Regions from separate parts of the Homo sapiens genome. Here regions 1 and 2 are each linked to region 3. A link is a loop called in an ENCODE intact Hi-C map of the cell type or tissue named here. Cell type or tissue: PC-3. All regions are shown on one strand. Region 1 overlaps ENTREP2 (endosomal transmembrane epsin interactor 2). Region 2 overlaps ENTREP2 (endosomal transmembrane epsin interactor 2). Region 3 holds the start of ENTREP2 (endosomal transmembrane epsin interactor 2).

Region 1 (8,000 bases), 200 kb before region 3:
TTTGGGCTGAATCCCATTCTCACTGTAAGATTCAGTCTGAATCAGTCTTCTCCTACTTCAACCTTAGTGGAAGCAGCATGACACAATGAAAAGAGCATGCCCTCTGAAATCAGACACACCTAGACTCCTCCATCCAAGCTTTAGCAATTACCCTTGTATTATGCTACCCAAGTACATAATCCCTTTGAAAAGGACATGCTCTTCAAATGCAGCTGTGAATACTTGTCTTGGGCCAATGTATAAAAAGCACCAGGTAGGCACCAGTTTCCTCTTATCTTTCTAAATAAAAATTATATACAAAATTCATTTCTCGATTTCTAACTTGCAGCAATTTCCTCCCATTATCTTATACAACTTTATGTATCTTTAACATTTTATTGATATTTTTATTTCCCCAACTCATATCATAACCTCACCTAGAACCTAAACCTAAATACCATATCTTAACCTTCTTAGTTTCCAAGTCATTGCACGGCTCAGGGCCCTGTGCAATGCATTTCATTACTGCGGCACAACAGGCTCTGAGCCTCATCTCATGGCAATTCTGACGACCACTCTGTGCTCACGGTGTGCTGATGGTGTCCTTTATGTATCCAGGACAGATAGAACAAGGAACTGCTGACCAGGCAGGTTACAGAATCAGCCCAGGGTTAGACACTTACAGGTCCAATGGGGAAGCACCCCAGGAAACATGTAACAAAGCCTCCATTAGCAGCAGCTGGACAAATTCTTCCCCTCTTCTGGAAACATCCTTAAGCTTTGCTGATGCCCACACCTGGGGATACTAAGTGGTTTATTGTAATCAAGAAATGTATCATGGTCTTGGGGTCCAGCTACATGCAACTCACTTCACAGCACATTAACCAACAGACACGGATCACAGGAAAATCACTCCAGCCATAAAGAAACACACAGACTCTGGGACTCCATCCAGAGGCACATCCCAGGGCTTCTGAGCTCCCAGAGACGGCCCCCACTCAGTGCTGTTCCACAGACCTTACCACCCACTCAGTCTCTACCTTCACAGGAAGAGAGTAACATTACCCAGACAGGGCTATGAGAATAACTCACTCTTTCTCAGAAGCTTCTCAGCCAGTCAGAAGCAGCAATCAGGGAAAAGTTGATTACAATTGTTTCCAGGTGAATTCAAGATGATGCATTTAATTATGATTTTTGAGCACATAATTACCTTATTGGGTATCTTTGTCTACCTTGTTTTTAATCTTTTTTTTTTTTTTTTTTTTTTTTTGAGACAGAGTCTTGCTCTGTCACCCAGGCTAGAATGCAGTGGCGCGATCTCGGCTCACTGCAACTTCCGCCTCCCGGGTTCAAGAGATTCTCCTGCCTCAGCCTCCAGAGTAGCTGGGACTAGAGGCACACGCCGCCACACCCAGCTAATTTTTTGTATTTTAGTAGAGAAAGGGTTTTACCATGTTACCCAGGCTAGTCTTGAACTCCTGAGCTCAGGCAATACGCCCGCCTCGGCCTCCCAAAGTGCTAGGATTACAGGCATGAGCCACCGCGTCCGGCCCCTTGTTTTTCATCTTTCTATTCTAGCTCGCTGTCACTTGCAAAAAGTTAAGTTTTTATATATTTTCAATAAAAAATGTGCCTGATGGATTAAAAGAGTTTATACTTCCAAGTGAAGTGACTTAAGCAAATAAAAATAATTGTCATGTTTCAATAAAAATTAGTATTTTATCAACAACTATTTTTAATTTCACTTGGTCTTGAGTGGTTTCCTTATGTTATACTTTAGTCTGTTTCAGTCTCGTTTTTCTGGTTAGACTATCTTTCCCTGCTGATATTTAATACTGTTAGTAAATTTAAAAGAAGCGTATTAGTCCATTTTCATAAACGAGGTGGGAGGTTGGGATACTTAAGCTGCTTTATGAGCACAGCAAAATTCTGCATTGTTTTAAGGATCTGTACAAATATGTTTTCACCCTACTTCCTTCTTTTCTTCTGCACTTAATAAATGAAAGCTTCATCTTTAATGTGACCAAGCAAAATACATTCTCTTAAAAAAAAAGGTCACGACCTTGACTGTAAGAAATCCCCAAAGTGGATTTATAATGAATTTTCCGAATAAATAATGACTCCAAATACATTTACATTAAAAATATTAACCTTTAACTCACCTATATTTTTAATAGCATATAAAGTGATATTTGAGCTCAATTCATGGCTTCGAAAGAAAGCCTTGCAGGCTTTCTATAACTCATATTAAAGGTTAAGATGATTCATAAATTTTTTTCCACAGAATATGGCAAACAGATGACTTTGTAGTGTGACTGGGACTGAATTTCTGATGGGCACAGCAGGAAACATTTCTGTAAGTGCAAAAATTCAAAGACACTTTTGAAAAGAAGTTAATATATGCAGCGTAAGATTTTAAGCTTTCTTACATTGAAAAATGATCAGCATAGCAATGAAGAGAGAGAAATAAAAAAACCACTAATCCAGGCTGAAGTTCATTCATCACACACTTCCAATTCCTTGATATCTGCATGTTACATTAAATACTGCAGTGGAGAAAAACAAAAATAAGAGAATCCAACTAGAATGGAAAGACAATCAAAGCTATTTTTCTTCAACAGTTGTCTATAAGTTTCCAATAAAATTGGGGCTATGACAAGAATCGAGCATTTATACTTATGCATAAAGTAAGGGCTGGTTTCTCTAATAGGGCTAATTATCGGACACCTATTACCACCACTCCGGGGACAGCATCAATGAATCAAACTCCACAGGACTAGAAATATTCTGACTAGTGTCCAGGATAACAGGAGAGCTACCAGGGCTTTTGGTGCCACACACCTGGGTTTATTAGGGCCAGAATTGCTCTCCATAACCTAAGAACCACCCAAACATCCGCAGGATAAATGCAAAACCCTGGGAACCCTCTTTTTTTTGAGAGAAGAAATATGGAAGGAAAAAAACTTTCCTCTATTTTGTAGCTTCTAATTAAAAGGAATCCATGAAAGAATTAATTGCACCTAAACGTATTTTACTACGTCTTACGTTGTACTGCAGTAAGTCTTAAGATGAGCTGCAGAGGGGAATGGATTATGCCTTACTAAGGCATGGAAAGAGGTTTTTTTGGTTATATTTTAAGGTCTCAGGTAAGGCACTGATTAAGAGCCAGTTGGCCTGGGCTGGAAACCTGCCCACCACTTGCCTGCCACACACCTGCCCTGTGCCTCAGCTTCTCTTTTGGCTAGGATGATAACAGAGTTGTCTCACTGGGGTGTCATAAGAAGTAAGTGCAGCAGGCATCTATCTGAACAGGGCCCAGCATATAGCAGTTTCCCACCACGCTTGTTATTGTGGAAGGTACACAGAAATGGTCGGATTTCTCTGCTGTGACGTCCTTCCATTCAGCTCTCTTGCGGTAAAACGCTTCAGTCTAAGTGCCTTCCTTCACCCAGCTGAAAGGCAGAACACTTACTCCCGTTTTGGATAACAGTGCAAGCTGTGAGTCATAACTGGTGTGGGAGACAGAGATAGATCATGCCTTTCCCTATTGTTAGTCATTTCAAATAAACTGAATGTATCCTGGTTTGGGGGTGATGCCTTTAAAAATTTTTTTTAATTTAAAATTTTTTTAGTTGACTTTATTTTTAGAACAGTTTTAGGTTCACAGCAAAAGTTAGCAAAAGGTACAGAGAGTCCCATACACTCCCTCCCTCCCCAGAGGCACAGCCTCCGCCACTACCACCAGCCGCCAGCAGAGTGGTGCATTTGTTAACAACTGGTGAACCTACATTGCCACACCATTATCACTCAGAGTCCATGGTTTACATTAGGGTCCACTCTTGGTGTTGTACATTCTATGGGTTTGGAGAAATGCATAATGACCTGTATCCACCATTATATTATACAGAATAGTTTCACTGCCCTGAAAATCCTCTGTGTTCCACCTCTTCATCCCTCTTTCCCAACCTGTGACAACCACTTATCTTATTACTGCCTCCACAGTTTTGCCTTTTCCAGAATGTCATATGGTTGGAACTATACAGTCTATAGCCTTTTCAGATTGACTTCTTTCACACTGTATTATGCAAAGTTTCTTCCATGTCTTTTCATGGCTAAATAGCTCATTTCTTTTTTTTTTTTTTCTTTTTGGGACAGAGTCTTGCTCTGTTGCCCAGGCTGGAGTGCAGTTGTGTGAAATCGGCTCACTGCAACCTCCACCTCCTGATTTCAAGAGATCCTTCCATCTCAGCCTCCCAAATAGCTGGGATTACAGGTGCCCGCCACCATGCCCAGCTAATTTTTGTATTTTTAGTAGAGATGGGATTTCACCACATTGGCCAGGCTAGTCTCAAACTCCTGACCTCAAGTGATCCACCTGCCTCGGCTCCCAAAGTGCTGGGATTACAAGCTCATTTCTTTTTAGCACTGACTAATATTCTATTGTCTAATGTACCACAGTTACATATCCATTCACCTAGTAAAGAACAAGGTTGCGCTTTTTTTACCCCACTGCTCTGGGAATATAGTTTCCAAAAATTATAAAAAAAAATACAGAGCCGCTTTTAGTATTTCTGAAGGCTGCTCTGATTTGTCTTTGTCCTTTAAAAGTCTGCAGAAAAAAAAAACAAAACTGAATCTAATAAAGGTGCTTCTGACATTTCTGCAACCTAAACACGCTTTACTTGGTATCTTCCGTACCCTCACACCAGAAGACGACACCTTTGTTGGTTCTGTTTGTTAAAGACTCAGAAGCCAGGGCCCCAGCACCACCCAGCAACCCCCCGAATCAAGGTGCAGCAGAACCCAGCATTCACGCTGAAACACGTGTCCTGTGCTCTGATGTAGACCCAAATCTAACAGCCATTGACATGGACTGTTAGATGACTTCCGTTATCACCTACTGGGATAAAACCTATTTTGTTTTGGCTAATAAATACTGTTCTATGTCATTACTATTATTATTATTTTCGAGATGAAGTCTTGCTCTGTCACCTAGTCTGGAGTGCAGTAGCATGATCTTGATTCACTGCAACCTCCGCCTCCCAGGTTCAAGCGATTCTCCTGCCTCAGCCTCCTGAGTAGCTGGGACTACAGGTTCATGCCACCAGGCCTGGCTAATTTTTTGTATTTTTAGTAGAGACAGGGTTTCACCATATTGGCCAGGCTGGTCTCAAACTCCTGGTCTCAGGTGATCCACCCGCCTCGGCCTCCCAAACTGCTGGGATTACAGGCGTGAGCCACTGCATCCGACCTTCATTAAATTTAATGTATTATTTAAACTAGGATTTTTTTATCAGCTTTATTGAAGTATAATTTACATAAAAGAAAACCCAACCATTTAAAATGCACGGTTCCTGACAAAGTACAGCCTGATAAACTCATATGGCCATGGAAGCACCACCGCAATTAAACTACAGAACATTCCATGTCCCCAGAGTTTCCCTTGTGCTTCCCTGTAGCCATTCTCTTCCCACACCCCAGCGCCAGGTGACCACTCATCTCTCCTCCATCACTAGAATTTCAGAAAAATGGAATCATACAGTATGCAGTCTTTTGTGTCTGGCTTCTTCTATTTAGCCATTTGCTTCTGAGATTCACCCACATTACATGTATCAACAAGGAGAATCTTTTTAACCCCAGAAATACTCTGGCTGGAAAGTAGAAAACTATTCAGCAAAAGCTACTGTAGAAAAACACTCCAAGATGATTAAGAACTGTATTCCACCCCTCTCAAATAAGACCCTTGAACAACAAGTGATTCCTATTTTAGGACAGCAAGGAGATTGCCAAGTGATGGATACAATGTATTTATTTTTTAAATATCTTGCTAGCTAAAGACCTTTAAAGATATTTGGAGAGAGATGACATCAGAAAAAGTGGCAAAGACCTAAAAATTCACTCCTCCATAAGAGGAAAAAATAACTGAATGAAATGGTTAGAATCAAGTTGCTCATAACTCTGGAAATTAACCAAAGGCCTGCAGCAACCTTGGAAGCATTTCTTCAAGATGAAGAGCTGAATCTCGGTAAGAACAGTAGGATTTGGGGCATTTTGGCTTGCCCTAGTCCCATCCTCCATTCCTCATCTCTACAGTACCCTTGAAAAATAAAAGCTCACATGCCTGGTGCAGCCTGGAAGCCACTTGAGGGAAGGGAACAAAGCTGGATCTTTTCCAAAGTCCCATTCCCAAATAATTCTCATGATGTGACCATTCTGGTGATTCCCTAGAAGACCATACTTACAAACCTAGTTATATTTGACCTGACCCTGAGCTCACCCAGTGTGAACAGTCTTTTCCCTGGGGGTGACTGTCAAATACATTTGTAGGCAAGTGTTTTCACTTTGCAGCTGCCTAATCAGTAGATAATAGTTGGGGCAAACAATATATTAATCTAAACACTTAAAAAAAATCCTGGGGAATAAGATGCCCATAGCACTTTTGAAACGCCCCAATATATCTCTGGGAATACAGAGTGCCACATGCATGCATAGCGCTGTGCATATGCCCAGGAAAGCCCTGAGAAGGCTCTAAGCTCTCAGATGACAACTGCCTTGCAGAATGTGGAAGGTGTGCCCCAAGAGTCACACAGACCCCCTTGTCAAAGACTGGGAGATGTACTGGCTCCAGGCATTTAAAGAAATCTCTGTCCAATAACTAGGTAACTCCTAAACTAACTTGGTAGACAATTCAGTAGCCACACATGACAAAGAATAGGCTTTACAGAATTCATTCAGAAAAGTCATCAACAATAAACTATAGTGGACAAGAAGAATTTGCTTTCTAGAGGCACCACATTATATTAGTGAAAATGCCCAGTTTTCAACAAAAAAAAAAAAAGAGAAATATGAAGATACAAGAAAGCATGGCCCATATTCAGGCAAAAAAAAAAAAAAAAGCAATCAATGTAAGTGATCCCTGGCCTGGCACAGTGGCTCATGCCTATAATCCCAGCACTTTGGGAGGCTGAAGTGGGGAGATCACTCTTGAGGTCAGGAGTTTGAGACCTGTCTGGCTGACATGGTGAAACTCCGTCTCTACCAAAAATACAAAAATTAGCTGGGCATGGTGGCACATGCCTGTAATTCCAGCTACTCAGGAGGCTGAGGCACGAGAACTGTTTGAACTCTGCCAGGAGGCAAGGCTGCAGTGAGCTGAGATCATGGCACTGCACTCCAGCCTGGGCAGCAGATTAAGACTCCATCTCAAAAAAAAAAATATATATATATATATCTAGCTCACATATACATCTCATACACACACATATATATACACACATACACACACACACATATATGACCCCTGAGAAAGGCATGGTGGACTTAGAAGACAAAGACTTTAAATCAGTTATTTAAACGTATTAAAAGAACTAAAGCAAACTGTCTAAAGAACTAAAGAAAAAGATGACAATGATATCTCACCAAACAGAAAATATTAATGAAGAGATAGAAATTATAAGAACCAAATAGGGCTGGGCATGGTTGCTCATACCTGTAATCCCAGCAATTTGGGAGACTGAGGCAGGAGGACTGCTTGAGGCCAGGAGTTTGAGACCAGCCTGGGCAACATAGCAAGATACTATCATTAACAAAAAAAATACACAAAAATTAGCCAGGTGTGGTAGCACTCACCTGTAATCTCAGCTACTCAGGAGGCTGAGGCAGGAGGGAGAATCCCCTGGGCCCAAAAGTTCAAAGCTGCAGTGAGCTATGATCATACCACTGCACTCTAGCCTGAGAGACAGAACAAGACTCTGTCTGAAAAAAAAAATAACCAAATAGAAATTATAGATTGAAAAGTACGATAACTCAAATAAAAAACTCTCTATAGGGGTTAAAGAGCAGATTTGAGTAGACCAAAGAAAGAGTCATCAGTTAACCTAAAGATAGGTTAATTGAGGTTATCCAGCCTGAGCAGCAGAATAAACAATGAAGAAAAATGAACAGATCCTAAGAAGTGTGTGAGCCATCATAAAGTGTACCAAAGTGCATGCAATGGAGTATATCAACAGGAGAGGAGAGAA
Region 2 (8,000 bases), 120 kb before region 3:
GGGAGGCCAAGGCAGGTGGATTACCTGAGGTCAGGAGTTCAAGACCAGCCTGGCCAACATGGTGAAACTCCGTCTCTGCTAAAAATACAAAAAAAATTAGCTGGGCGTGGTGGCAAGTGCCTGTAATCCCACCTACTTGGGAGGCTAAGGCAGGAGAATCACTTGAACCCGGGACGTGGAGGCTGCAGTGAGCGGGATTGAGTGCACTCTAGCACTGCACTCTAGCCTGGGTGATGGAGCGAGACTCTCTGTCTCAAAAAAAAAAGGGCTTAAGCAATTTCCAATTATTTAAATTTTTTTGAACTTAATAAGCCCAACAAGATCTTTCTCCTTTCTAATTAATGCTACCAGGTGAGCATCTTGAAAAACAGTGGCCTATAGGTGGGTCACCATTCTCCGTTGACACAAGCCCTCCTACAACAGCACCTCGGGGAGGGAGCCTCAATGGGCTCCAGTGCTTCACCTATGATGGGATTCTGTGGATTTAAAACGAAGACACACCACTGACCTTCAAGAATCTCCCTGGCAGATATCTCCCAAACATTCAGTCCTGATACAAGTATCTTCATAACTGGAATTCACCTACTTCCAGAACGTCAGGATGAGTACCCAGGACAGCTCTGACTGCCTGTTGCTTAAAACCATGCCCAGGTCATAAAGCCCTCACTGTACTGTACCCTAAATGCACTTAAGCGACTGTTTTCTACAGTGTCCTAGTACTGAATGTTGACACTAACCTATGAAACTAAGTGTCATACTTACTGTGAGGCAGAGAAACCATCAACTGACCACAAGGTTTGTTTCAAGAACAAATCGAGACGAACCAATAATGCAGAGGCTAAATTTTTCAAATCAATAATAATACAGTTCACATGCAAGAGCTTTTGAAAACTCTTCCATATGATAAATATCACATCACATCGGTAGAGATGGAAATTAGATTGCTCAACCAGGTGAATCAAATTTAATCCAGCTTTTTCCATCCTGTTTTCTAAATATCTTGTATTATTTTAAATTAGTTTTGAAAAATCAATCTGAAAGTATAAAAGATACAAATGAAATCTGGGTCTTGGAGCCCCTGGGTCTAGGAGCCTGATTCCAAGAACACATTTCACCTGCAGCTCCAACCAGGGGTCTCTTCCCAACCCCTGGCCTGAAGGTCTCCAGCCTGGGATGGAGCACCTCCTTCCTTAGAAACAAACACTGTTACTGCATCTACATGAAATGGCTCAAAAGAGTTAAGAGAGAATGTTGCGATCACTGAAGAATGGTCTGAATGAGAAAGAAAGAGTAGTGGACATTTAAAGCTTAATTGCCAGACTCAGCTTTTCCCTTAATCAGGGAAACTGACCTAATGAGAACAGAGGGGTCTCTGTGAAGCTGCCAAGCTCAAAGGAGGCAAGGCAGCATAAAGAGACATCTGAAGGCAGGTGTGACATCCAAACTAGGAGAAGCTCAGAGAAAGAAGCAACCAGGGACAGGACAACCTCCATGAAACGATGTGTTTGAGCTGAGGTGCTGGCCATGGTGCTGACAGGGGTCAGCTTGGGGAGGCCCAGGGAGGTGGAAGATGAAGGCTTGATCACTGACTGGATAGAAAGACAGGGACAGGAAGAAGAAGGAGCTTGGCAGGTGAAGTGCAGGCACAAATACCTACCCTTCTCTGCTTTCGGAATGTGATGAATGTGAATGATCACCCTTTATGTCCTTTATAGGACAAAAACCTCAGCAGAATAAATAACCAACATGTTAGTCACACTAAAGAACCACTCTGAAGCACAGAAGAATAAGCAGAGTAAGATGAACAAGACAAAAACTTTAATATTAAAGAAGAAAATAGAAGTTTGTTACAACAAAATTACACCAAACTTGTTAACAGAACAATGTGGCAGCTTAAGACTCAAGACTTTATTTTTCTCATCCTCAAAGGTCCACTTCATGGTTTTAATTAGACAAACATTTTGTAGAGTACTATAATTCTCTATCTTTTAAATACACATTCACATTATGGTGAAATTGGGAAATCCTAATATTTACTTGTATTAAGAAGTGTTTAAGCAGTCCCTTTCCTCTACAAACTCACCGGTACCTGTTGTTTTTTGACTTTTTAATAGAAGCCATTCTGACTGGTGTGATATGGTATTTCATTGTGCTTTTGATTTGCATTTCTCTAATGATAAGTGATATTGAGCATTTTTTCATAGGCTTGTTGACTGCACGTATGTCTTTGGAAAAGTGTCTGTTCATGTCCTTTGCCCACTTTTTAATGAGTTTCTTAGTTTTTTGCTTGTACATTTGTTTAAGTTCCTTGTAGATTCTGAATATTGGACCTTTGTCAGATGCATAGTTTGCAAATATTTTCTCCCATCCTGTAGGCTGCCTGTTTTCTCTATTGATAGTTTCTTTTCTGTGCAGAAGCTCCTTAATTATGTACCATTTGTCAATTTTTGCTTTTGGTGGTGTTGTCATGAAATCTTTGCCAGTTTCCATGTCCAAAATGGTATTTCCTGGGTTATCTTCCAGGGTTTTTATAGTTTTGGGTTTTTACATTTTAGTCCTTAATCCATCTTCAGTTGATTTTTGTATATGGTGAAGGGAACGGGCCCAGTTTCAGTCTTCTGCCTATGGTTAGCCAGCTATCCCGGCACCATTTATTGAATAGGGAGCCCTTTCCCCACTGCTTGCTTTGCAGGTGGGGGTGTAAATTAGTTCAATCATTGTGGAAAGCAGTGTGGCAATTCCTCAAAGAGCTAAAAACAGAATTACCATTCAGCCCAGCAATCCTAGTACTGAGGATAAACCCAAAGGAATATAAATCATTCTATCATAAAGACACATGCATGCATATGCTCTCTGCAACACTATTCACAATAGCAAAGACACTGAATCAACCTAAATGCCCATCAATGGTAGACTGGGTAAAGAAAATGTGGTACATATACATCATGGAATATGATGCGGCCATTAAAAAGAATGATGTTCCTGCAAAGGAACATAGATGGCCATTATCCTTAGCAAATTAATGCAGGAACAGAAAACCAAATACTGCATGTTCTCACTTAAAAGCGGGAGCTAAACAATGAGTACACATGGACAGAAAGAGGGGAACAACAGACTCTGGGGCCTACTTGAGAGAAGAGGGTGGGAGGAGAGAGAGATTCAGGAAAAAAAAAAACTGTTGGGTACTATGCTTAGTACTCAGGTGAGGAAATAATCTGTACACCAAACCCCCAAGTCACGAATTTACCTGTATAACAAACCTGCACTGAACCTAAAATAAAGGTTAAAAAAAAAGAAGTGTTAACAGCTCCAAATAAGTAAGAGTAACTGTCCACTCCCTGCAGTTGTTCCCACTGAGCCTCTGGTGGCCCCACCCCAATCCCTATGGGGTCTAGAAAGAGTGCCCCGGTCTCCCTGGTCCTTCGCTGATGATGGGGGGTGGCAGCTCTCTGGCCGGCCCTCGGCCCTCGGCCCTCGCCTCTCGCCTGTTAGGTACCCTGGACTTCTCCACATCCTTCCCCACCCCTTCTCGCCTCTCCCACAGGAGTCTGCAGGACCAGGCCAGCAGGTGGCTCAGCTGAGCATCTGCAGACACAGCACACCGACCCCACAGAGAAAAGGCACTCCCAGACCACTGTCACAGAGAGCTCATGTCGGGGGCGCGAGGGGCTGAGAGGGGCCAGTCACAAGTCAGGCAAGTCCATACAGGGACACAGAGAGCAGGCAGAGGTCAGGGCAGCTGTGGATGACTCGGGGCGTGACTGAAATGCATGAAAGGATGGTTCAAGAACAGCCCAGCAGCTCCCCTCTGCCCACCACGGGAGGGTCTTCACTATCAGTGAGGAATTAAGACTGCAGGCAGCGAAGCCCCCTCCCCACCGGAACCTTGCAGGGCTCCCTCGAGGGGCCACCACTCCTATCACAGCCACTGTCCTGCTCATCCCAGTGACCTTAGGGGCCCCACCCCCCTGCAAGTCCTGCTCACTGGCAAGCCTAGCTTGGAGGCAACGCTCGGGGCAAAGCCAGAGGGTCCTCCCCAGGCCTTCTGTGCAGACCTCTGCGAAGAATCCTGCTCAGCAGTAGATATTTATTGTATTTTAATATCAGGGCCAAAAGCTACAGTTCGCTTTTCAGTTAAGTAAATGTGTATTCACTAAAGGGTTTTAAAACCTTTTTCCTGAAAAAAATGTTCTAGACCATCAAATGCCTTTTTATATTGTTAACTTTTACTCATTTAAAATGCATGTTTTCTAAGCCACATTTTACACACTTTTCTATATAGACAACTCTCAATTAATTCCCTAAGCCAAACCCAGAAATGTTTAACACACACTTTATTGACACTAAGGCACAAATGATGAGTGGCCTCTAGTGTTACCCACAACCATCTGCTTTCTCAGCAGCACTGGCACCTGGTGCTGACAGCCCCTCACCCACCCCCATCTCCCATTCCCCATCCCAGAGCAGGCAAGAGGGGAAGTGGATATTGGGAATCCTGAGAGAGCAGGGATTTGGGGCAAGCAGTAACCAGAGAAGGGAAGCCATAGCCCTTCACCCTCGTCAGCTCCCAGAAGCCTCTGAAACACCAGGAAGGAGGCCTCATGCCACATGGTATGGAATGGGGCTCAACTAATGTGATGTGGCGAATAAGCAGAACACGGGCTGCTTGGCTGTTTCATCTGCTTCTGTTTTCTTGGTAGTATCTGGCCTATCAGAGACAATTATACCACACCACAGTCACAGTCCTACCTGCCTCTGAGTCCTAAGTGCAGATTCTTAAGAAGAACAGACGGGAATCCTTTAGCGTCACAGGGTAGGTGTGAGTCTGCGCTCCAGGCTCCAGAGATGCTTCTGCAAGCATGCTGCCCAAATCCACGTCTTTTCTGCTACTGGGAGCTCTCTCATCTTTAAAATACAGAATGCATTTCTCATATCTGAAGGAATATATTTAACTGGTGTCTCAACATAACACTTAAAGCAAAACCCAAAAGCAGAGGGTGGGGGGTTGGGGGGAGTAAAGAGCAGCCATATCCCAGTGGAGGGGCAGGAGGAAGAGAAAGAAGGCCTCAGGAGACCTGGTCAGGCCGGCTGAGCGGCAGGGGATGCAGGACAAGCAGGCAGAAATGAGTGGAAAAGCTGAGAGAGGCCGAGAGGAAATTAAACCGGAGGAGGCAGAGCCAAGTAACGAGCAAACATGAAAGGAAATGCCTCCCTGCTTCCTGCCCTTTCTAAAATCACCTCGAGGCAACTGACCACAAATAGTCTTCTATCACAATAAAAAAGGAGATCAGAAATTTCCCGGCTGTTTAGTGGCCTGCCAATGCCACACCACAGTCACCGGCCTTCACTGAACACCCCGGTGCAGGGGGAGAGAATGTAATAACTTCTTAAGAATCTGCACTTAAGCCTCAGAGGCCGGTAGGACTGTTACTGTGGTGCAGTGATCACGGTGCTGCAAGGCACGGCAGGACAATTTCACAGCCCTGTCCTGGAAGTGGCGGAGGGGAGGAGGACTGTGCCTCACAAGCAGTGTACTAACCCAGGGATGAAAAGCACACATTTACTTAACTGAAAAGTGAACTGTAGCTTTTGGCCCTGATATTAAAATACAATAAATATCTACTGCTGAGCAGGATTCTTCGCAGAGGTCTGCACAGAAGGCCTGGGGAGGACCTGCTAGCTTTGCCCCAGCAAATACAGAGCATAGACACCCCCACCGGCCAGAGTGCCCTGGGCTGGGCTGCACACTTCCTGTTGATTTCTTGTCCAATTATCTCAATAATACATCCTCAAGGAAGGAAGTGGAGAACACACAGAAAAGAAGAAAAGAAATAACGTATATCACCACCAGGAAATAACCACTGCTGCTAATATTTTGATGTGTTTCCAATCAGACTTTTTTTTTGTACATGCACATTGTACAAAATTGGAATCCTACTGTATAGCAGGAATCTTGCTGTGTTCATTTAAAATAACATGAGACCTTCTCCAGGCCACTGAATATTCTTTGAAAGCACGGTTTTAATGGCCACAGAATCTGGGAATGACATAGTATAACCACCCTGCTATTATTAAGATATTCAAGCTGCATCCAATTTTCAACTATGATAAGTAAAGCTTCAGTGAGTCTCTTTACATACAAATGATACTGACATCTCCGATTTTAATATAAACCCTTAGAAAGAGGATGATTGAGTCAAAGGTCACAAACACTTCTTTTCCAGAAGGTTCCATCACTTGACATTTCCTCCACTGGAGTATGAGAGTATTCATCCTCCAGCACTCACCCATACTGAGAATAATTATGAGACTGCACCAGTTTGGTGGACCCAAAAACAAAAAAGAATTTTTTAAATTTGCATTTCTCTGATTACTTGTGAGGTTTGGTACTTTTCTATTTGCCTTTTATTTTTCTTCAGTGACTTGCCAACTAGAGTCCACTGCAGATTTTTTCCATTTGATGTTAATGTTTTCTTATTGATTTATGACTGCTTTTAGTATAATAGGGATGGATTGGCAGGTGGACAGCGTATGTCCTGATTTACCAATTCTGTTGATGCTGTTTGACACACACAGGATGCTAATGGATGTGTGGTCAATTGTATCAATCTTTCCCCTTATTATGACTTCCATTGCAAGTAGAGTGTCATGGCCCTTCAGCCTGGGATCCAGACTCAGCTCCCCCACTCACTATCTCAGTGACCCTCTCTTTGCCTCAATTTCCTTGATTGAACGTGCAGGATAATGAGAATGCATTTAATCCATATAGTTAGTATGTGGCACACAGCCTCAGAGATGGCCCCAATGCCCCCCACCTCCTATAATGGCATTCACATGTGATCCCTGCAGGTCCAGCCAGCAGGGGCCAGGGCCTGCGAACAGCCACGGAGTGAGCTTGGAGGTAGATACTCCCCAGTGGTCCCTGGAGATGACGCAGCTCCAGCCAACACTTAGTGAGATCCTCAGCCAGAGGCAACCTGCAAAGCTGTGCCAAGATTCCTGGCCCACAAAACTGGGAAGTAATACACATTCGTTGCTGTAAACTGCTACATTTAAGGGTGATTTGCTATGCAGCAGGAGATTACTAATGCATTATACACGTAAAGCACTTAGAACAGTGGCTGTGGCAGATCACACAAAAAAGGCCTAACACGTTGACAGTCCTCCCATGGAAAGAGGAAATCCGTCTCCACCTGGGGTAGCTCAGCTTGACTGTGTGATTTGCTCTGACCAATGGAGCTGTGGCAAACGTGAAGTCACCTACACACAGGAGCCTGCCTCTTACAACTCCTGAAACTCTGCTGTCTCCATGTGAAGAAGCCCAGCCTGCTGGGGGATGAGACTACAAAGCCCATCACCCCTGCTCACCCCAGTTTACAGGCAGCCATCCTGACAATGCAGCCCATCACCCCTGCCCGCCCCAGCTTACAGGCAAGCCATACTAACCATGTGAGGCCATCAATGCACGACCATGAATGAGCTCAGCAAAGAGAGCCACCCAGCCAAGCCCAGCCTGAATTTCCAACCCAAATCACCCACTGAGTAAGTAGTTGCTGGTAGAAGCCACTATGTTCTGGAATAGTTTGTTACACAGCATTTGATACCTAATACAGCTGCCATTATTACTACTATTATTGTCTTGGGATCAGTTACATGATCATACATATTTCTTAACAGTATATTTATGCTTTTACTTTTTAATCCATAGGAAACTTATTTTTGTGTATGATATTAGGTGAGGACCTAACAATGTTTTGCCACACAGCCAGTTCTCCCTTCTCCATAAAACTGCAACACCTTGTTTTCACATATTAGAATCCAGAGCAGGGGCTCCCAACCCCCAGGCCACCGACCAGTATCAGTCCATGGCCTGTTAGGAATCAGGCCGCACTGCAGGAGGTGAGCAGTGGGCAAGTGAGCGAAGCTTCATCTGTATTTACAGCTGCTCCCCACTGCTTGTGTTACCACCTGAGCTTTGCCTCCTGTCAGATCAGCAGCAG
Region 3 (8,000 bases):
AAAGAAAGAAAAGAAACATTTTCCATACATATATATACAAATTCTAATACATTTTATGATTGTAAAGGGAAGCATGGAAGGATTGCATTAAACAACACTGGTAATGTTGGTGGTCTATGGGTAGAGAATTGGGGTAGGCGAAAGCTATACATTGTTTGTGTGTATGTGTGTGTATATATATTTTTTGTTTGTTTGTTTGTTTGTTTTCTGAGACAGAGTCTTACTCCATCGCCCAGGCTGGAGTGCAGTGGCGCGATCTCACTCACTGCAAGCTCCGCCTCCTGGGTTCACGCCATTCTCCTGCCTCAGCCTCCAGAGCAGCTGGAACTACAGGCACCTGCCACCACGCCCAGCTAGTTTTTTGTATTGTTTTTTTTAGTAGAGACAGGATTCCACCATGTTGGCCAGGATGGTCTCGATCTCCTGACCTCGTGATCCACCTGCCTCGGCCTCCCAAAGTGATGGGATTACAGGCGTGACCCACCGCACCCAACCTATTTTTTTTGAGATGGAGTTTCACTCTTGTCCCCCAGGCTGGAGTGCAGTGGAGTGATCTTGGCTCACTGCAACCTCCGCCTCCTGGGCTCAAGCAATTCTCCTGCCTCAGCCTCCCAAGTACCTGGGATTACAGGTGCCCACCATCACACCTGACTATTTTTTGTATTTTTAGTAGAGACAGGGTTTCGCCATGTGGGCCAGGCTGGTCTCCAACTCCTGACTTCCAGTGGTCCGCCCGCCTCAGTCTCCCAAAGTGTTGGGATTACAGGCATGAGCCAACCATGCCCAGTCACTTTTTTATCTTCAGTTATTTTTACTTTTTATATATTAATTTCAGAGTATGAAAAAAATCCAGTGGAGTTGCTTTTTAAAGGAAAAATACACACACACACACACACACACACACACACAGAGTCAGCTTCCAATGGCTACGTCTTTACCAACATATGTAACTGGTAATGTGGATAACTCACAATGTAGCTGTTTGTCCCTGAGTTCTGGGCATTAATAAAATCTCCAAGAAAAATAACAAACTACTCTATTAAAGGATAACTATTCAAGACCTCCATCCAGCTCTCTTAGTCTTCTAAACTATGAACACAGCTCATTACCTCTCAAAATGGGCAGGACATCTATCCACAAGGGAACTGATCCACCTGCTGACTCACTGGCTGGCACAGCCCGGCACAGGAAAACCACCTGCAGGGGGTCCTCAAACAATGGAAACTGCACAGCTCTGTATTCATCACAGACCTCCGGCCAGGCCTGACACCCACCCCTGTCTCCAACCTTGCCGAGTCCTCCCCTTTCAACCTTAAACTTCTTCAACTTGGTCCAGTGGAATGGCTCCTTAAATTTCTCTTGTATCTTCACCTTTCCAGGCATGTTTTATGCTTTTCCTAAGAAAGAGAGAGCCTCCTTGCTAAAGTGGACCCCTTTACCAGCATGCTTTATTTCATCCCCTTCTGCCTAATCGTTAGCAGGAGTTTGGCCTCTAAAAAGTCAGAGCAACTAAGTTCAAAGCTACTTCATAGCTGAGTGACCTTGGGTAAGTCACTCATCCCTCTTCCCCTTAGTTTACTCAGCAGAAGCACCAAGATTTCTTGAGGCTTTGGCTTGGAACAGAGTCAGGCTCAGTTCTGCTGTGTTCCAATGGCTAAGGCAAATCAGAGGCCCAGTCCAAACTCAGGGAGAGGGAACCACACAAAACCCTGAGCACCAGCAGGCAGAGGCCACCAGAGTAACAGGCTATTACACACACAATAAGTAAGTGCTCACTAAGCATGGGCTGTCTGTCTTAGCTAATAATTTTGTTTCTTAAATCCAGGAGAGTTGTTTCTACAATGGGTTTTCACCATGTGCAAACCACAGAGAGGGCCTAGAAAGCCATATGTTGCTAAAGAGCACATAGGTCTCATTTTAGAAGATTTAGAGAAACCAGAGGGCAGCCCTAAGCCCCACAGTATGGATTTCTTTATGAAGCCAGCCCAGCCATCCCAGCTGCCATTCTTAAATGACGAACAACCTTGGCAAGGCAGTTGCACCAATCTCAGAGGGCAGGCATATATATGGCAATGGGTCAGTGTTCCCCACTCACAACCATGTTAACATGCAAACCTGTCTCAACACAGCAGGAACCAATCATCATTTCTGCAAAGTGTTGTAGACAACAGATGAAAAATGGTATACACTGTACCGTACTGAAAGAACTTTCAAGGTGCTTGCAGCAAAGTAAGTTTGAAGACAGAAAATAAGCCCATGAAAAAACAGACAGGAGGGTGGGAGATGGAGGACTCAGGACAGAAGTCATCTTATAATCTCCAAAATGTAAGCAGAGTGTGCTGTGTTCATTGTTGATCCCCAGACCCTAGAGTAATGTCCATACATAGGAGAACTGTGTGGAATTGCTCAGAATCATAGGAAGCTAGAACTAACAGGTTATAGGTCGGGCACAGTGGCTCAAGCTTGTAATCTCAGTGCTTTGGGAGGCTGAGGCAGGAGCATCCCTTGAGATAAGGAGTTTGAGTTTGAATCCAGCCTGGGCAACATAACGAGACCCCATCTCTTAAAAAAAAAATGTTTTTAGTATTAGCCAGGCATGGTGGTACACACCTGTAGTCCTAGCTACTTGCAAGGCAGAGGCAGGAGGATCGCTTCAGCCCAGCAGTTCCAGGCTGCCGTGAGCTATGATAGTGTCACTGCACTCCAGCCTGGGCAAAAGAGCGAGATCCTGCCTCTTAAGGCAAAAAAAAAAAAAAAAAAAAAAAAAGAATAGGTTAGAGCTGTTGAAGAGAATAACACTGCAAAAGCAAACTGAATTAACTGTTTTACACATTTATTTAACTCTTTAAACTAAAATGTAGGGGATGATGTGCATTTTTCACATAAATAAGCTTTTCTACTGTGTCCAATTAATGTTTTCCCCTTTAGGTTTATTATTAAAAGGCAGTTCTCTCTCCACACCCTTGGGAACCCAAGGCTAAACCAGGAAGGGCGGGCTCAGGGAGGAGCCAGGAAGTGGAGCTAATTCACCAGTCTGCCACCTGTAGGCTGGTTCCAGCAGACTTAAACCTCAGTGCCCGCTAGACAGACATGAAAACAATGCATATTAAATAATGGTAAAAACTGAGCAATAGATGTGTGAAAACTATATAGAGAGGGGCATTTAAATCATGGCTCCCGTGTGCTTGCCTCCAACCTCCTCTCTTTTCTTTGAATACTCCCAGCTATGACCACACAGTCTGTTGTTCCTATTCAGCTCTCCAAGGCTCACCCTTGATCTAAAATACGCTTCGAAAATTAATACTCCCATTAGGATGAACAACCACACCTGTATCGATCGAGGTGTTCCAGAGGCAATTTTGCTCAGATCTTATGGTAAAAGCCATGCAATGAACTTAAAAAACAAAGACCATTATGAAATAAACAAATAAGCAAAGCTGGACGAATTTTTCAAATTTTAAAACTCAAGAACAAATAGCAAACATTAGTTTTAAAGGATTGGTTTGGATTTCTGTAGATGGAAGTAAAACATACTGAGTTTACAAGCCTATGCGATGTATTTCAGCACGATCCACCAAATGCAGTTACAGATGTCAAGAGTTCTCAGAACAAGTGCCTCTCTTCATAAATATCTGCTCTGCATATATATCTCTCCCATTCCCATAACGTCCATTCTTTGTTAATATAGGAAAAAAACCGACTTTCATCAAAATGCTACAAAACGCCAAAAATTAACTCTTGGGGACAGTCACTTTAATCGAGACGTCTTTCTTCTATGGAGATTTGTTCACCACTGGCTTCTCTGATTTGGTGGTTAAGAGTCTGAAAATCGGTCATCCTTAAGGTCTGGAGCTCAGAAAGCACGCCGCCCCCCCTTGCCTGCCCCCTGCCCCAGGACGCCGGATGCGGGTCGCCTGCCCAGTCCCGTCGCCCACAAACCACGCCGTTCTGGGCGGACGCGGGAAACCAGAAGTCCCCGAAGCCAAGTCAGCGAGCGACCACAGGGGCCGCCCGGCCGATCCCCGATATCCGGGCTGACCCAAAACCCGACGGGAGGCGCCCCTCCCCCGCCCCCCCACCCCACCCCCCACCCCCACCGCCCCCGGTCAGGGCCGCCGCGAGGGTGAGAGGCGCGCCCACATGCTGCTCCGCTCCGGGTTCGGCTCCCACCTCCTCGCCTCGGCCGCGGCCGCTCGGATGGCGAGGTCGTGTCCCCGGCGCGCGCGGTCCCCGGCGCTCCCTCCGGCCGCTGCGGGCTCGGAGGACGGCGGGCGCCTGGCTGCTGTTTCCTCCAAGAAAAGTAACTCCGGGAATCAGCGCAATAGGAGCGGGAACGCGATGCTCCGAGAGCGGCGAGCCGGGCCCTGGAGTTATTCTGCTCGGAGTTTCGAACTGCGCCCCGCGCTGCAGCTACTCGGCCCCGGCGTTGGCCGCCGGAACTTGCCGCCCGCGGTGGCGTCCCGGCGGCCGCAGCGCCTAGCCCCCCCGGCCCGCGCAGTCCCCGGAGCCCGTCCCCGCCTGGTCGCGGACACTCACCGAGAAGCCTGCCCAGAAGGGGCAGGAGTGGCGGACGCGGGCCGAGGTGGTGAGCGCCAGCGCGGCGAAGCTGACTGCCACGATGAGGCATCCGAGCGCCATCTGCGTGGCCCCGAGCGCCAGCACGATGCGGGAGCGGCCCGGGCACTCGCGCAGGCGGGACAGGCTGCGGGGCAGCGCGGCGGGACGCGGCGCTCGGGGGCCGCCGGCCGGAGGCATCGCGCCGGGCGCCCGCACGCCTCGCCCGCTCCCGCCCGGCCCGGCGCGCGCCGCCGCCTCTCCTCACAGAGGGTCCGAGGCAAGTTGCGCCGGGTGCAGGGACGGCCTCCCAGCCGGCTGCCAGGGCTGCGGCGGCCGCGCGCCGGGAGCGGGCCGGGCCGGGCGGGGAGCCGGGCGCCCGCAGCCCCCGCCGGTGCCCGCGCCCATGCCGCCGCCGCCGCGCCGCCCGCCCGCCGGCCGCGCCGCGCTGCGCCCTCCCCCGCCCGCCCCGCGCGCTCCCCGGCCCGAGCGCGGGCGCGAGCCGCCGCCGCTGCTGCCGTACCGGGCGCGAGCCGCTGCCGTCCCCGGGCGCGAGCCCCGCCGCCGTGCGCTGGGCCCCAGCTGGGGCGGGAGCGGGAGCCGGGACCCGGGAGCCGGGAGAGGGGCGGGGAAGGCGCAGGTGCGGTCCTGGCGTCCCAGCCTCCGCGCTCACGCCTCGCGCCCTGGCGGCTGCAGGTCTGCGGAAGGAGAGCGGGGGCGGCAGCGCATCAAGGGCAACGGCATCAGCCTCCGCGGCGGAGCCCTGGGTCGGCTGCGCGGAGGGGCCCGATAGCGGCAGCGGGCCAGCCGAGCCTTCAGAGCCTGGGGACGGCTCGGGATGGGCGCGCGGGGCGCTGAGGACGGGGAGACGGGCTGGGAGCAGACAGGAGGGAAATTCCGAGCGCTGGGCCGCAGGTGTGGCGAACAGGAGCCTCTTGAATGCAAAAATCCAAGATCCAAGATGCTGCTTTTCTGCAGTTCGAGAATCTCCCAAGCCATCCGCTGAGAGAACTCAGCTCTGGAGGACATTCCGAGAACATTGCCAGGACACACACGATGTCCCTTACCCACCTTTGGTTTGCATGCTTTTGATACAAGTTAAAAGTTTGGGCTTTAAAAAAAAATTGCACAAAACGAATTTAAATGCGCAATATCATTAATAACCGATTAAACCATCTCCACTCCCTCTTGCCAACATAGAGTTTAAAATATCTAAGTACTGGCTCCCTTGGAATACCGGGAAATCCTGCAAGTTTTGATTGCCATAATTCCTTTGTGGCCCTGTTGATGAGCCAACTTTAAGACTCTGCTTGTGTTGAAAAGGGCTGCATTGACAGATTAAGAGATCACCAGCGTTAGGGAGTCTGAAGGGACCAGACGTGAAAAGGCAAAGTTCAGAGTAATAAAGGGAAACGGCCGGTCATTTCCTGAGACCATTCTTCCGTGTCTTTCTAGCAGACCTTACTGTTGGATGAGAAACGCTAGAGAGTGTAGTCCCAAAATATCTCGGTTGCTGGTGCTTGAAATTTCACCGTTAGAGATATTGATTCCTTTGGGGCTTGACGATCCTCTATTAAAATGCAAATTCCCCTTGAAGGGGCTATAGCTCAAGCCTTTATCAGCCAACACTTTAGCAGGGATGGGATTTATTTTCCAATTTAACGAGATGGCCAAGGGATGAACAGGGGGTAGGGAATTCCACAGATAGAGTGACTGATCTCAAAATGCTGGCCCGTGGCCAAACGCTGCCTTCTCCCCCAGTTCTTATCTTTAACAGGACTAAGCCTCTGGCCGGCATTGTTTAAAGCACTCCAGTACAAATTCCAATTTCCTGGAGACATTTTCTGCCTAGAAGTTCGCAGTGCAGCACTTTTTAAGAGCTTGAAACAATACAAGGCATGACCCTGGACTGGCAGGAAGTTATGTTCGCATTTGATCATCTCCCCCATTCATTCATTCATTCATTCATCCGTTCATTCATTCCTCCAACAAAAGTTCATAAAGAGCTCTCTAATCATAAGGCTTTTTTTTTTTTTACGTTCTTAGGGTACATCAGTGAACAAAACAGACAAAAATCCCTGCCTTTAAGGGATTCAGAGAGAAACACACAATAGCCTAACAAATTAGTGAATTACAGTTTATTGACATTGTATACTATTCAAAAAATAGTATACACCCACTATGTGCCAGGCACTGAAGATCGAAGAATGAGTTGCAAGCCCCCTGTACTCAGAGAACTTTCGGTCTAGTGGGAAGACTGGCGGCACACTGGGTTCAGTGTTATGGAGACTACACAGTGCCCCCCCAACCCCACCCCCACCAAAAAAAAGGAATCAGATGATAAGGAGATTTGAAAAGAGTTTTCTGACCACAATACCAAAAATGGGTTGAGGGGTGCCCAAGTGAAAGAGTGTTCAGAGGCTGTTACTGTCAGCTGGCAAGAGGTGATAGTGTTTTGGATTAAAGTGGGGTTAGTGGAGATGTCGAGAATTGGGTGTGTTTGGGAGATGTTTCGGAGGTGTCAGTGATGAATTAAACAGAAGGGGGAGCCAGTTGGTGACCTCCAGTGATCTCCCATTTATGAATGAGAGATGCTTCCAAAATATATGTGAATTGATTTGTTTTATTTATTTATTTAAGAAAGGTACGGAAAGAGAGCTCCAAGCAATACAGCAGGAGATTTTGGTGAAGGTGGGTTAGGAGAGGGATCTACTTTCGCTGTAAAATTTCGTTTGCATCCAAAGGGAGAGACTGATCTAGAAATTAAACTTACTTCACATTTCTATCAATGAAAAAGCAGTTTTGTTGATAAAATGAAAACTTTAGACAAATAAATTTAACAGAGTTTACTTAAACAATGAACAATTCATGAATAAGGCAGCCCTCAGAATCATAAGAGGTTCAGAGAACTCCACTCTGCCATGTGGGCAGTGAGTATGTATAGACAGAAAAAGATTGAAGAAAGTAGAAATGAGGAACAAAAAGCAGATTAGTTGTTTCAAAGTTACTTTCCCCATAATGGTTAAAACGGAACTTCCTTATCATGTCTGCTCAAACTGGCCTTTCTGGATATTTGTCTATTCTCTCTCTTCTTTCTCTCTCTCTCTTCTCTCTCTCTCCCCCCCTCTCTCTCTCCCTCTCTCTCTCTCTCTTTCTCTCTGTGTCTGTCTTTCCCCCACCCCTCTTCCTCTCCTTCTCCTGATTTCTCATAAAGTCAGCTAAACAACCGAGTTTCAGCTTGGTGGATTAGGACTTTAGCATGACTGACTCCATTTTAATTTGGTCTGTTGGTGGGAGCTCTGTCCAAATCAATGGCCTCCAAAAATTTTTATTTCATACTATGTTTTACAGAATTTTTTAATCCTGTTGTATTAAATGCAACAGCCAAAGTTACCTTGATGAACACTTGCAATTTGGAGATATAAATAGGGAGATAAAAGTAGTTA

Evidence for each region. Hi-C counts contacts between places; a loop is a spot of excess contacts. Peaks named below come from ENCODE experiments on the same cell type or tissue, not always from the same donor. Only the 100,000 strongest peaks of a DNase experiment are listed, where the experiment ranks them.
Region 1: a loop joins it to region 3, with 2.9 times the contacts of the local background. A loop is called at or near these places in 2 of 110 quality-filtered maps.
Region 2: a loop joins it to region 3, with 2.4 times the contacts of the local background. A loop is called at or near these places in 4 of 110 quality-filtered maps.

The regions. Positions count from the first base shown.
Region 1 is chr15:29,361,144-29,369,143 of GRCh38, forward strand. All of the region lies in intron 2 of ENTREP2 (endosomal transmembrane epsin interactor 2), which reads right to left. Among named protein-coding and RNA genes, the nearest start is that of NSMCE3, 95 kb to the left of the region's middle. In PC-3, a CTCF peak has its summit at 3,739; a DNase peak (open chromatin) is centred at 3,468; H3K27me3 peaks cover 1,705 bases.
Region 2 is chr15:29,447,821-29,455,820 of GRCh38, forward strand. The region is part of intron 1 of ENTREP2 (endosomal transmembrane epsin interactor 2); the gene reads right to left. Among named protein-coding and RNA genes, the nearest start is that of ENTREP2, 120 kb to the right of the region's middle. RefSeq lists a silencer at 1,432-1,632. In PC-3, a CTCF peak has its summit at 3,564 (motif pointing right); a DNase peak (open chromatin) is centred at 5,261; H3K4me3 peaks cover 603 bases.
Region 3 is chr15:29,565,969-29,573,968 of GRCh38, forward strand. ENTREP2 (endosomal transmembrane epsin interactor 2) reads right to left here and starts at 5,011. Exons shown (of 11, transcript NM_015307.2): 1 at 4,537-5,011. The coding sequence starts at 4,755. In PC-3, CTCF peaks have their summits at 3,065 (motif pointing left) and 3,264; a DNase peak (open chromatin) is centred at 3,033; H3K4me3 peaks cover 483 bases; H3K27me3 peaks cover 4,875 bases.